Linked DNA regions of Mus musculus: region 2 is linked to region 1. Evidence: chromatin contacts called from ENCODE Hi-C or POLR2A ChIA-PET data. All regions are on one chromosome and are shown on one strand. Each heading gives the region's core, a stretch centred on a gene start or an enhancer-like site at or near the end of the contact. The rest is flanking DNA. Distances are from core to core; before and after follow the strand shown. Region 1 overlaps Twist2 (twist basic helix-loop-helix transcription factor 2). Region 2 has its middle 7.0 kb from the start of Gm46242.

Region 1 (6,236 bases), core at 2,217-4,716:
CATGGCCTTAAGAAGTCCTGCCCCCACTCCCGATGGGTGGGTGGGAGGCTGCCTGCTTATGCTTTTCTGGATGCTCTACGGGACTATTTGCTGGCTGCCATTGAACTGAGGCTGGAGGCTTTGTAAGGAAGGCCCAGTGTGAGGCTAATTGTGCAGGGTAAGGTGAGCTCTGACAGAGCACATGGTGGCCCACTCACTCCAAAGAGGGCTAGGAAAGGGCTAGGAAATGTCGGGGGCGGGGAGAGCACCCAACACAGAGCTTACCACCCTCTCCTGGCTGTCCTTACCCTTCTGTCTGCCGAGTACCAGCCCATCATACTGGGACTAGTGCAATCCTTTCTACCCAAGGGTTTGCACTGTCCCTTTCACCCTAAGTCAGCCTGTGACAAGTATTAGCTTTCTCTGGAGGACTCCATGGCTCATGCCATCCATTTTCCATGTGTTTCCCAGGATGCATCCAGATGTTTTACAACACACCCCTGAAACAGCATCAGCTGTAAGAGACAGACCACTCCTAGTTTCTCCGCAAAAATCTTGGCACCCCTGTTGTCCCGACTCTCAGAGCTGCCTGAGCACAGTCTTGCCGCTTTGAAACTGTTATCTATGTGATTTGGTAAAGAAATGACGTGCTCAGCGCTGCGTTTCCACACATCCCCACTGTAAGCAGAACTGATCCTTCAAGGTCATGTTCTGCTGTACTCCCAAGAAACCCGCCCCGTCCCTCATCAGGCAGATACAAGATAGTATCTAAATTTTCTTCTGTGTTGTATCATTTTGTCTGCACGCACATGTGTGTGTATGTGTAAAAGCCATAGGATAAATCAGGTGTCTTTCCTCAGGCTTTACCTACCGTTTTTTTTTTTTTTTTTTTTTTTTTTTTTTTGAAAAAGGGTCTCTTACTGGCCTAGGGCTCACCAAGTAGGCTAGGCTGGCTGGCCAGCAACCCCTAGAGAACTACCTGTTTTCTGTCCCCAGCACTGGTGCCCACACCACCACCACCACCACCACCACCACCACCACCACCACCACCACCACCGTACTTGGTTTCTTTTATTTTAAAGTGAGTTTTGGGGGGTCTGAACTCAGGCTGCTCTTCTTGCAAGGCAAACACTATTTACTGGCTAAGCTATCCCCCTAGCTAGCCCTAGTCTTCATTTCTGTGGCTGGCATCTTTTTGGCTGACAATAGAGAGCACTTAGCTATTGCTGATGTGCATAAGAGAGTGTTGAACTCTGTCCTAGGTAAGAGCTGAGTTCCATCACAGCTTGCTCATGGGTCCTACGGATTCTGAATAACACTTGTGTTGGTGCTAGGGCGGGGAGCAGGGCTCCTGAAAGGCAACTGTATCATCTACAAATATTTATTTATCACCTACTGTTTGTCTTCAGGACTCCATCAGTTTTCAGTTTCCATGGAACTACTTTATCTCATTATTATTATTTTTAGATTAGCATGCAAGGTCTTAGAAACCACTGTGGCATTTTTGAATGAAGTGTGCTTTGTTGATTCACTTTCTCCCTTTCCATCCTCCCCCCCCCCCCCCCCCCCGTGGAATTACTTTAGAAGACAAAAACAATCTTGCCAGACACCCCTGCTGACTCAAACAGAGCTGCTTGCAGGGACAGGAAGAGGCTCCTGTTAGAAGGCTGAGGTTTCAAGTAGCAGAGCCTGCTGCAGAAGCAGAGTTGCCACACAGAGCTTCAGGACCCTGAGTCCACCACAGTTACTCCCTTTTCTCACTATGGAAGTGCTGATTGACATAAGTGATCAAAGAACACGAATTCATCGCACGCTCTTTAGCACATTTTGCCAAAGTGTGTTACAAACTTTGTAAATATATCAATGTTAAACTACCTTTTTGTCCCATACAGAAACCCTCTTATTTCCCCGACGATGATATATTCTTTAGAAAGATTAGTACATTTCTTTTTCTTGCAAATGACCTAGAATTTTAACTTCTGAAGAAGTTGATTTCTCTTGCTTCTGTCAGGTCCCTTGCTGGCCTCGGGAGAAGCCAAAGTGAAGGCTCTTGTGGGCCCACAGGCTTCTCTTTCTTCTGATGTAGCTTCTGCTATGTTGACACATCATAGGGAAGACTTTTGTCTCTGCAACTGCTGCTGAAACCCAGTTCTGTCTAATAGCGGTGTACATGGGATAGAGGAATCAGGACTCAGCTAGACACAGGCTCTCCCAGGTGGATGTCTCTACCATCCATGAAGCTCCTGCTTACCATCTGCTCAGGCTTCATGCATCTTATGCATGTATGTATGTATGTATGTATGTATGTATGTATGCATGCACGTAAATGTTTTCTTTTTTAATTATGTGTATGCCAGTGTGCATGTGGGTATAAGTGCCCATGGAGGCCAGAAGAGGTTGCCGGAGCCCCTGGAGCTTGTGTTTTTGATGGTTGTGAGCTGCCTGGCATGGGTGCTGAGAACAGAACTTCAATCGTCTGCAGGAACAACCAGTGCTCTTCACCGCTGCACTTACTTTTGAGATAAGGTCTCACTGTGTTTCTGAGGCTGGCCTGGTCCTTACTATGTAATTGAGGCTGGCCTTGGACTTTATTTACATATTTATTTGCTGGGGGTGTTTTTGGGTGCACATATGCATGCAGGTGTGTGTGCACATGTATGTAAGTAGGGCGGGTCAGAGTGCTCTTCTTCAGTTGCTCTCTGCCTTATCTTTTGAGGCAGATCCCTCCCCGGATCTCCCAGTTACTTTTGAGCCCTCGGGACCCTCCTGTCTCTGCCTCCACGGTGCTGGGATTGAAAACACTTTTACCACGTCACCCAACTTTTGCGTACAGGTTCAAGGGGTTGAACCTGGGTCCTCATGTTCCTGCAGCAAACACTGCCAGCCGAGCCAGCTCCCAGCCTCTTACGTTCACTTCCGTGTTCCTGCTGGGATTGCAAGTGAACACCAGCACACTTGGCTGTGTCTCCTAATAGTGAGCTTCTTGGCAGTAGTAGTAGACAGCAGTTAGCTTGTAAGGGGCACAGATGACCACTGGGTTTCTTTCTTTCTTTCTTTCTTTCTTTCTTTCTTTCTTTCTTTCTTTCTTTCTTTCTTTCTTTCTTTCTCTCTTTCCAGAGTTATGGAGCTGGAGACCTGAACTCTAACCTGAAGCCTGGGCCTTTCCTGCATCCATTTCCCTCCAAGCCCCGACAGTGCTAGAGCCCATGACCAGCCACCTCCTTTGTCTGTCTTTATTGCATCAGAATCTTCTAAAGTAAACTTTCACCCAGCCAGGGCTGTGCAGGGCCAGAGGGCTTTGCCAGGGATCTGTGAGGTAACTTTCCATCTGTTTATTTATGCTTTGCTACTTGGGGACAGGGGGAGAAAGGCACAGGGACCTAGGAGTCCCAGAAGCTAAGCAGAGTGGCTGACATCATGGGAATTTGTATGGCCTGACTCACGCTGTCCCCTGGTGAGGGAGTAGAAGTTCACAAAGTGCCTTTGGCTCCTGTGTCACCAGGAATTTGCAGTGTTGCAGCGGCTGGAAGCCCAGCCCTTACAGATGGTGTGAGATCCCACAGTTTCCAGCCACATGGAGCACACAGCCACAGGGACTCTCTAAGGAAATGTTGGTCAGCATCACAGAGTTTTCCAAATTTCCTCTTTCATCTCTTGGCCAAGTCTACCTTTATCCAGTGGTGGAATGGCTGGAACTCTTCTGTCCCAGTGGGCAGTACAGTCAGAGGGGTCCTGAGATGACCTTTTCTTCTGCTAAGTCCTGAAGGGGACATCCCCCCATCCTGTCCTCAAGGCTCCTTGAGAGACTTCTGACTGCCATGTTTCAACCCAGTGAAGAAAAATGGAACTGAGTCCTCTGTGGCCCAGGAGAGTGACAGATACCAGCTGCCCTGCCTCCCTCCCTGGTTTGCCCTGACAGATCAAACCATCTCAAAAGAGGCGATGCCAACAACTGTCTTTCATAGCTGGAGCCGTCTAGTGACAAGAACACTGTAAATCCACTCAGGCTGTGATAGGCTGTGGTTCTTTGTCCTAGAGCCGGTGCCTTCCCTGTGGATTTCATTTCTGCTTCTCTGGGACGTTATGAACAGAGTCTCCGTGAGGACAGCTGGTCACAGGGAGGGGACTGGTGTGATAAAGAGACCGTGAAACCCAGAACATAGATGTGAGGGTCCACCCACATCTGGAGGATAAGTCAGGGAATCCAGTGCTACGCGGACCCAGTTGATCACCGTGATAGAACAAGCTTTGTGGACATCAAAAAGCATGATAGAAGAGCATACTGTGCTTATAGCCACAGTATTCATGAAAGTCAAAAGTGGGAAGCTGTACAACATGAAATATCATTTAGCCTTAAAAAAATGAAATCTTGGCATAGCTGTAACCTGGGTGGACCATGAGGCATATGCTAACTGAAGTAAGCTAGTTACAGTGATAAATCCTGTGGAATTCCTGTCATAGGAGGTCCCCAGAGGCAGGAACTAGAATGGCACCAAGAGCCAGGGCAGGAGATGGGAGTTAGTGTTTAATGAGGGTGTAGAGGCGGGTGCTTCTGACGGTTGTTACAGTGTGTGATGAAATTACTCACCTAGCAAACAGTGCAAGCTTGATCAGTGCCACAGAACCACACACCTAAACACTGTAAGGATGGCAACCTTTACATTGTGTTTTATAATTACAAACACGGAGATATCTCTGCCATGGTAACTGGAAAGCAAAGGACCCATGGTCAGGGTCTCAGCAACAGGCCTTGACCATCTTCACGCCCTCTCTAACTTTTTGGCATCACGTCCTTAGAATAGTCTCCAGTCAGAGTTCCTGGATCAGTTGTAGGTGTTCCGGGTCAACTTTGTGTCCTCGAGTGCCAAGGTCAGCCCAAGGTAAAGCCATTTCTTTTACCATCTGAACTTTAGCCCAGGGAAATGGTGTTCTAGGTAAGACCTGGCTAGGCCATGGTCTGTACTGTAGGCCAGGGCTGGGGGGCCAAGGCAGTGTGGAGGTTTGGTGGGTCAGGAGAGTGACTGTATGGATGGCAGGTCTTCTAGCAATTTCTAACCTGAATCAGAGCTACTGATTTTCAAAAGAGAGGGCTGAGTCTGTACATCAACCAGAGGCTGTGTGTGCACTGAAATCTGGCATCTACCTACCTGTACATAAAGAGAAGGAGAGGCATACCCAGGGAGCAGACGTGGGGTGCCAGCACATGCCCACAAAACTTCTAATATTAGGACAGTTAGCTCGACAGGTGACCAATGCATCTACAGAAATCTTCATGGCATGGACTCATGGCCTGATACACACTGGGGACAGTTTAGAATGGCCAGTCTTACTGATGGAGTCAGGCTCTTGGTCCTTGTGACTTTGAGGGGTTTGTGAAGTGGGAAGCAGGCAAGTTGTTCATCCACAGACCAGTGACTATGAATAATGCTGTACAACATTAAATATGATTTAGCCTTAAAAACTGAAATCCTGGCATAGCTGTAACCTGGACGGACCTTGAGGCATATGCTAACAGAAATGGCTCTCAAGCCTGATGGAAGAGACAGAGGACTGGAAAGACAGGGCTCTCAGTTCCCTCTGGGACGTCTGTGATGCTCCTTCTCTGGGTACCTGAAGAGGCTCCTCCACGACCAAGCCATCTCTCAAATGCTTGCTGTTGTTTGATTGTTTGGCTTTGCTAGAAGCTTCCTCCTGGGGGTGGGGGGGTGAGGTGGACTCTCACAGTGGCTGGCATTTGTGTATCACTGAAGGTCAGCCGTGTTGTGGAGTATCTCATGGGCTTTCTTTTCATTTCTTTCTCTTTCAAGGAATGTCTATCCAAACTTTCAGCTCATTTTAATTGTTGAATCTTTGGAATTATTTATATATTCTGGATATTAACTCGTGTGTGTGTGCATGTGCATGCATGTGTGTGTGTGTGTGTGTGTGTGTGTGTGTGTGTGTTGGCATCAGGTTGTCTTCCTCTGTTCTTCCCTATCTTTTTATTGTCTGAGACGCATTCTCCCATAGAACCATGAAATTCACTGTCCCAGCTCTGAGTTCTGTGTCTGCTCTACAGTTCCAGGTTTGCCGATGTTTCCCCCACATCTTCCTCAGGTTTTATGTGGGTGCTGGGGACTGAGAAACTCTAGACGAAAAGTCACAGCAGCAGCATGGACCAGTCCCCCTTTCCCCCTTGAAACTGATTCTCACTGCACTAGGAGCCATTTCCCACCCCGTGCAGACCAGTTTTTCTGCTTACCGCAAGTGGGACTCAA
Region 2 (6,027 bases), core at 1,572-4,071, 49 kb before region 1:
GAGCGCATGCTTGTGGTGTTGGTGGATTCAGGCCCGAGGGCTCCTGTACTGTCCATGAGGGAAAGGGTCAAGCGTTTATGCCCCTGCCTCAGGAGTTGAAAGGGTGGGCCTGCTGTGGGGCTAGTGTTCCTCTCCAGGGCCCTTGAGTTCTGGGGTAACTACATTTAGCTACTTGGGGTGGAGTTCCAGGCAGTGAGCCCAGGGATGTACCCTGGCCACTTCCTCAGCCCAACCCTGGGACACAGGAAAGGGTGCAGTCTGGGGTCTTGGAAAGGCTTCTCCAATTGCACTCTGGGTCATCGCTATGGAGACGATAGGGCTGGTGTGGAGGTTTATGTGTGAGCTGGGACCTCTGTGTACTTCCATACCCTGGTCCACAGAAGACTATGGCTGAGAGCAAGCAAGGGAGAGGGAGCTGGCATTATGCCACTCTGGCCCTTGGGTGTGCCCACAGGTACACACAGCAGGGAGGCTTGCTGCAGGCGAGACAGGCCTGTGGGAGAGCCCTTCATCCTGAAAGACTACAGTACTCATGGTGCTCTTGGGGGTTACTATGGCTAGGAACCCTGTGGATCCTGTATCCACATCTCCTTCCCAACGGTAGGGCTTGAGGGTCTTCTCAGGTAGGTCCTCTGCTTCCCTGTTGGACTCTGTCAGGGTCAGGGACACAGGGCCTCACAGATAACAACTTTTCTCATCATCTGTGACTCAGAAGGGGACTAGTTCTCTGGGTTGTTCCCCAAGGACCTAAGAGTTGCCCAAGTGGTCAGCTCCAGGTCAGTCACAGAACAGCAGCAATTGCGAGCTTTAGCCACCAGGTGGCAGAGGAGATTTCAGTGTGGTTGAGATGGTCAACAGCCCATGTGACCACACAGCCCAAGGTCTCTGGCTGCCACAGAGCAGGTGAAGAAAAGGGGCCGAGGAGACAAGATGGGCATTGGGTGAGGGTGGGTCAGTCTAACCTGTTGCACCAGGCTTCATTAAAGGGTGGCTAAGAAAGCTGGGCCAAGGACTCCAGGCTGTGGCAGAGGGCTTGGGCCAAGCAGACAGATGTTCTTGGAGAAACAATGACCTGAACCTTGGCCTCTAAAGCCCTAGAACCGCAGAACGGGAAAACCCTACCTACGTGTACACCTGAGGTCTGAGACTTGCGCCCCTCCCTCAATCTCTTCTCTGCCAGGAGCACCCCAACCTACTTCATCCCTCATCCCCTTCTAGTGTTCAAGGTGAGAGCAGCCAGCTGTCTGTGGATTCCTTGGTGCTCCATGCTAGTGGTTCATTAGTCCTGGTCCTGGCATGGCTTGTTGGTCCCAGGAACATCAATAGAGGGTGGTATGGGGCATTGAAAGGAAGCTTACACAGGCCGGTTGCCTCCAGATAAGCAGACACTCTCCCTGTCTGTGTGGCCACACATGGATTTGCCTTTGATAGCCAGAGCAAGAAAAATGGTCTCCGCTCGTTGGGCTGAGCAGACCCTGGTTTACCTGAGTAGGTGGGCACCAGGATAAGGGAAAGCATGGGAGCCAAAGGTGGGGCAGCTCAGTGAGGACTGGAGGAAGGAGGACAGTGAGGACTGGAGATGCTCCAGGTAACAACCGAGGGACCTGACGTGTGGGTAGCTGCGGTCACCTCAGGGCTAATCTCTTGGTGGCAAAGGGATACAAGTCTGCAGTGGGATCCCCTGGTGTGGCTTGTTGATGTAGCTGGACTCTCTCCCCCCTTGCTGGGGAGGGTCAGCAGAGGTTGGAGGTCAGACCCTGACTCAGCTCGGCTTGACGAATTTACTTTTAAACAAACTCCTCTGGGCTTTTCCCCTGAGGCCTGTCACATAAATTTCTATTTAGTGCCACTGGGTCTCCAGCCAGGGAGCTGCCAGGATGTTTTGAGAAGAAGCTGGGAGATCACATGGTCTTGTCTCAGGGACTGTGTAGAGGAGAGCTCGGAGCTGGGTACCAGATGGAGATGGGAAAGGAAGAAGCTGACTGGAGCCTTTCCCCAGGGCTCCGTGAAACAGCCAGTGCTGAACAGTGACAGGCTTCAGGCCCCCGAGGTTCCCTAGTGGGTGCACACCTTGGGGGAGGGGGCTGAGGGTTACAAAACCCACCCTTCCCTGGGCTTGCCATATCTATAGAGGAAAAACCCAGCATTTCAGGGTCCCTGTAGGAAACCCCCTGTACTCTGGGCATTTTCTTACCTGTTCTCACCGCCCCCTACGGGGGGGGGGGGCAGAACAGTGAGGTGAAATCCTGGGTATATGTGTGCTGTTGATATGGACATAGCCACATACCAAGGACCCCTAATGCCTCAGCCCCGTGGAGGTGGCAAAGTCTTCCTCAGGTCTGAGTGTAGATGCTGATAATGTGTACAGAAAATGTCCACCATACATCCTCCCAAGGGAGGTTTACAGCTCGAAGACAGCTCTGCTTCTCTTGAGATGAGCAAAACCTGTCTCCCTTTTCAGCTGTATATAATAACCCTGACTCCTTGTTTTCTGTAATATACCCACTTCCATGGACAGCTGTATGCTATAGTCCCCCCTGCCAAATGCTCTATAATAAACACATCAGCTTCTGGGGTATTACAGCTTCTCCATCAGGTTTCCTGTTCTTGTATTTGCTTTTTCTTTATTTCCTGGGCCTCAGTCAGGCTGATCAGAACAGTGGTAAGTAACCTCTTCTCACACTAGAACCTAAGACTTGCAGGCCCTGGGTCCCCCTGAAAGCCACAAGACAGAGGTGCAAAGCCTCCAGCTGCCTCCTGTCTATTTTAGAAGAGTCTTTACAGACTGTTCAGCCCCAAGCCACACCCCTTAGTTACAGCCCCAGCTTGCATTTGAAAGCTAGAAGAGAAACGTGAGATTTTCTGTCCTGTGCTTCCAAGGAATCTCGGGAGAGCTGCGTGTATGTTTAGGGCAGAGCCAGGCCCTAGAGACCCCACTGCAAAGGAATCAGCCTGATCTGCAGTCCTTGGGAGGGTATCACAGTGGAGGTGCCCTCCTCCTGCTTGATGGGTGTGTGGCCCAGGCAGGCAGAGAAGGTGGGAGGGGTGCAGAGCCACTGAGAGCACAGCACAGTGCAGCCCTGTTTGTGTTGGCAATGCGGCTGCCCAGCCATTTCCAGGTTGGATGACTGCGTGATGGAGAATGTAGGTCAGGGGTTTAAGCAAACACCTTCTGGATCTCACATCTATGTGAGCGTGGGGAGGGGCTCAGTGAGCTGCCGGAGAGTTTGCTTAGTGTGGAATTGTCCCTGGATTGAAATGACAGCATCGTCAGCTGTCACTTACCTTGGTGTGGGAGGGAGAACACGGACAAAAGAGATGCTAACCTGGCTGTAGAACACAGAACAAGGACAACAGCCAACAGGAAGGCACAGCCTGGTATTAGCCAGGGCAGAAGGCAGCCATGGAGGGAACAGAGTGGGTGAAGGGATGTTGTGGGGAAGTGACATTCAAGCATGAGCAGGGGCCAGAGGCCACCAATAAACTCTGGAATGAAAGACTTCCGTCTCAGAGAGGAAACAACCCACCCCATGGGACCATGCATGAGCGCAGCCTCTGTGGCAGGTCCCGTAGGCTCACACCTATGATCACCATGGAGTACTCCCACCTGCCTTTCACAGAGGGGCACCCACAGATGAAACCAAGATGTCTGTCTGCACCCCAAGATGAGAGTCTTCACTGACACTTGTTATTCTGTGATCTTCTCCCTGGTCCCTGAAGCTCTGAAAACACAGGCACTAGCTGACATCAGAACATGTCCTGGGTGGCCTCTGGAGCCAGGCCAGAGCTGTCATTAAACAGGGAGGGAGACCTCTAAACTGCTTGCTACCAAGGGCCCATGGCAGTCTTGCTTGACCCAGGGCTCCACATTACCTGATGCTAGGGAGTTTATTGTCCTAGCTTTGCTGGTAGAAGTTCCAGAGACCTTGGGGGACACAGCCTAGAAGCTACTCATTTGTATGGCCAGCTCGAGGCAGGGGCTACAGATTATAGGAAGACACCTCTATGAGCTTCAGAGGGGGCTGGAGCTACCACCCAGCTGCCCACTCACTGGTATGTGTGTGTGTGTGTGTGTTGCTCCCCAGGAGTCCCTGTCTGCTCATTTTACATAGAAGTCATCATACTATCCTAATCTGGTCCCACCCAGCAACCCTGCCCTTGGCCAGAACCCTGGTACTGGAAGCCTGAGTTGTGGGCAGGTCCTGCTCCTGAGCATGGTGGCCCTTTGGGGAGAGACTCAAAGACACCCCCCTCCATGGAATTCCTCTCTCCCCTTTGTCTTTGCTTCAAGAGGATTTATTGGCTTGAGATGGTGTCGCTGTGTGGATAAGAAAAAAATGCTTTCCTGAGGAACCGCAGAGTGGCCCTGCGAGTCCCATTGCCTTGGTGGGAGGCCTGACCTCACTTCCTCCACTGCAGTAATTAATGGGACAGAAGAGCAGCCTCCGAGAGCCAGGTCCCCAGCAGCAGCATATACTCACAGTGCATTATTTCTGTGTAAGGAGCCCTCGGGGCCATTACACTTGCAGGTCAGTGGGCACAGAGGCCACTCTGGCTCACTCGGTATTTACTGAGAAAACATCACATGTCTTCTCATCTGCTCTTACACTTAATATTTGACACTAGTCCATATGAAAAACAAGTGGGTATTTTGAATGGGGGGTTTTCTTCTGAGTTCCAGGAGCCGAGGATCAGAGTCTGTGGTTACAGACACCTCATGGGGGATGCTTTCCTTTCCTTTGGGCTGGAGACAACTAGGAGAGGGGGGTACTCAAGTCAAAGGTCAGAGACCAGAGGTCCTCCTCTTACCTGTCAGAAATGAATCTCCAGCACTAACCATTAGGATGCCCTGCTTCCTTCCCCTCCTTTGCATTTTCTCTCAGCAGGCAGCTCTGCCTGTGACCTTCTCACCCTCTCACTCACCAAATATTTACATGCCATAAGCCAAACCTCCTTCCAGGCACTTGGGACAATCTCTGAGGACAGTGAAGCAGACCAGATCCCTGTCCTGAGGGAGTTTATGTTCTGGGAACACACAGCAAGGAGTATCATTGAGCCCCAGGTGTGCTTTGAGACTGGCAGGTGACAGGCAGGAAGAGGGACCAGGGAGCAGGGGCAGCTGTGGGTGGCATGGTGGACAGGGAGGGAAGCTAGGTCACAGAGGGAGATGAAATTTGGACAGATAAGGAGGGAATTGGGCTTGCACATAGATGTCTGGGAAGGAACAGCCCTGGGTTAGGGGACTTACAATGGAATGAGGTGCATGGCTGAGTTGGAGGTTGGGGGAGGTTGGATGGGCCCCAGTGTCTTAGGACGGCTGTGATAAAGGGACCCTCCAATGGTTAAGTAGAAGTCTGAAGTCCCTGTCAGTGGTAAGACAATGCCAATGGTTGTAGGAGGGGCTTGCTCACTGCCTTTAGCTGCTGAAGCTGCCAGCAGGTGCCCCATCTCCCCCGTTCCTCCCTCCCCACTGCCTCCTCATTCTGCTCCTCTCCTTGCTCCTCCTCTTCCTCCTTCAAGGATGGATAGCCACTGCCCTGTATCTTTCCATTCCATATGGGAGAGAGACCCAGAACTGTCACGTCTCTCCCAAGCACCCCTGTGCAGCCCGACAGCTCATGCCCTTCAAGGGCTCCACCCATTCCACAAACTTCAGAACAAGGCGGGGCTACAACTGATGTTTTCCTGGATCATAAGTTCAACTCTTCCTAGGATTAGGAATCCCCCACATTTTCTCTCCTGTAAAATGGGACTGAAGGAATACTGACTTCTGAGGGCCGTTTTGAAGATCAAGCCAGATGACACACAAGGTAACCTGTTGCCAGATGCACCAAACAGTCGTTACTCCTGGGGCGAAAGTGCTGATCACCGTGCGGACAGTGTAAGGTTCGATGTGATCACAACTTCCCTCTAGTTTTGGAGACCCATCAGGTAGACAGACCTAAAAAGTGCTAACTACAGTTACGAAAAGACAGCTCTTCGTTCATAAGTGGGGATAGGCTTGTCTCCAGTGGGGTGGGAGCATTA

The links. Hi-C counts contacts between places; a loop is a spot of excess contacts on that map. ChIA-PET counts read pairs that join two places held with the same protein, here RNA polymerase II (POLR2A).
Region 2: a loop to region 1 is called in a map of heart, with 2.2 times the contacts of the local background. The contact joins two enhancer-like sites. A Hi-C loop is called at or near these places in 2 of 37 maps with a recorded cell type or tissue (both heart). POLR2A ChIA-PET finds 5 or more read pairs at or near these places in 2 of 5 experiments (Patski and embryonic stem cell).

The regions. Positions count from the first base shown.
Region 1 is chr1:91,820,826-91,827,061 of GRCm38, reverse strand. The region is part of intron 1 of Twist2 (twist basic helix-loop-helix transcription factor 2); the gene reads right to left. The region is part of intron 1 of Gm46117 (a long non-coding RNA gene); the gene reads left to right. Among named protein-coding and RNA genes, the nearest start is that of Gm46117, 7.4 kb to the left of the region's middle. Within about 2 kb of position 3,466, at least 1 of the 3 ENCODE cell types and tissues checked has a DNase peak (open chromatin) inside an H3K27ac peak, as active enhancers do.
Region 2 is chr1:91,869,639-91,875,665 of GRCm38, reverse strand. No RefSeq gene overlaps it. Among named protein-coding and RNA genes, the nearest start is that of Gm46242, 7.0 kb to the left of the region's middle. Within about 2 kb of position 2,821, at least 1 of the 3 ENCODE cell types and tissues checked has a DNase peak (open chromatin) inside an H3K27ac peak, as active enhancers do.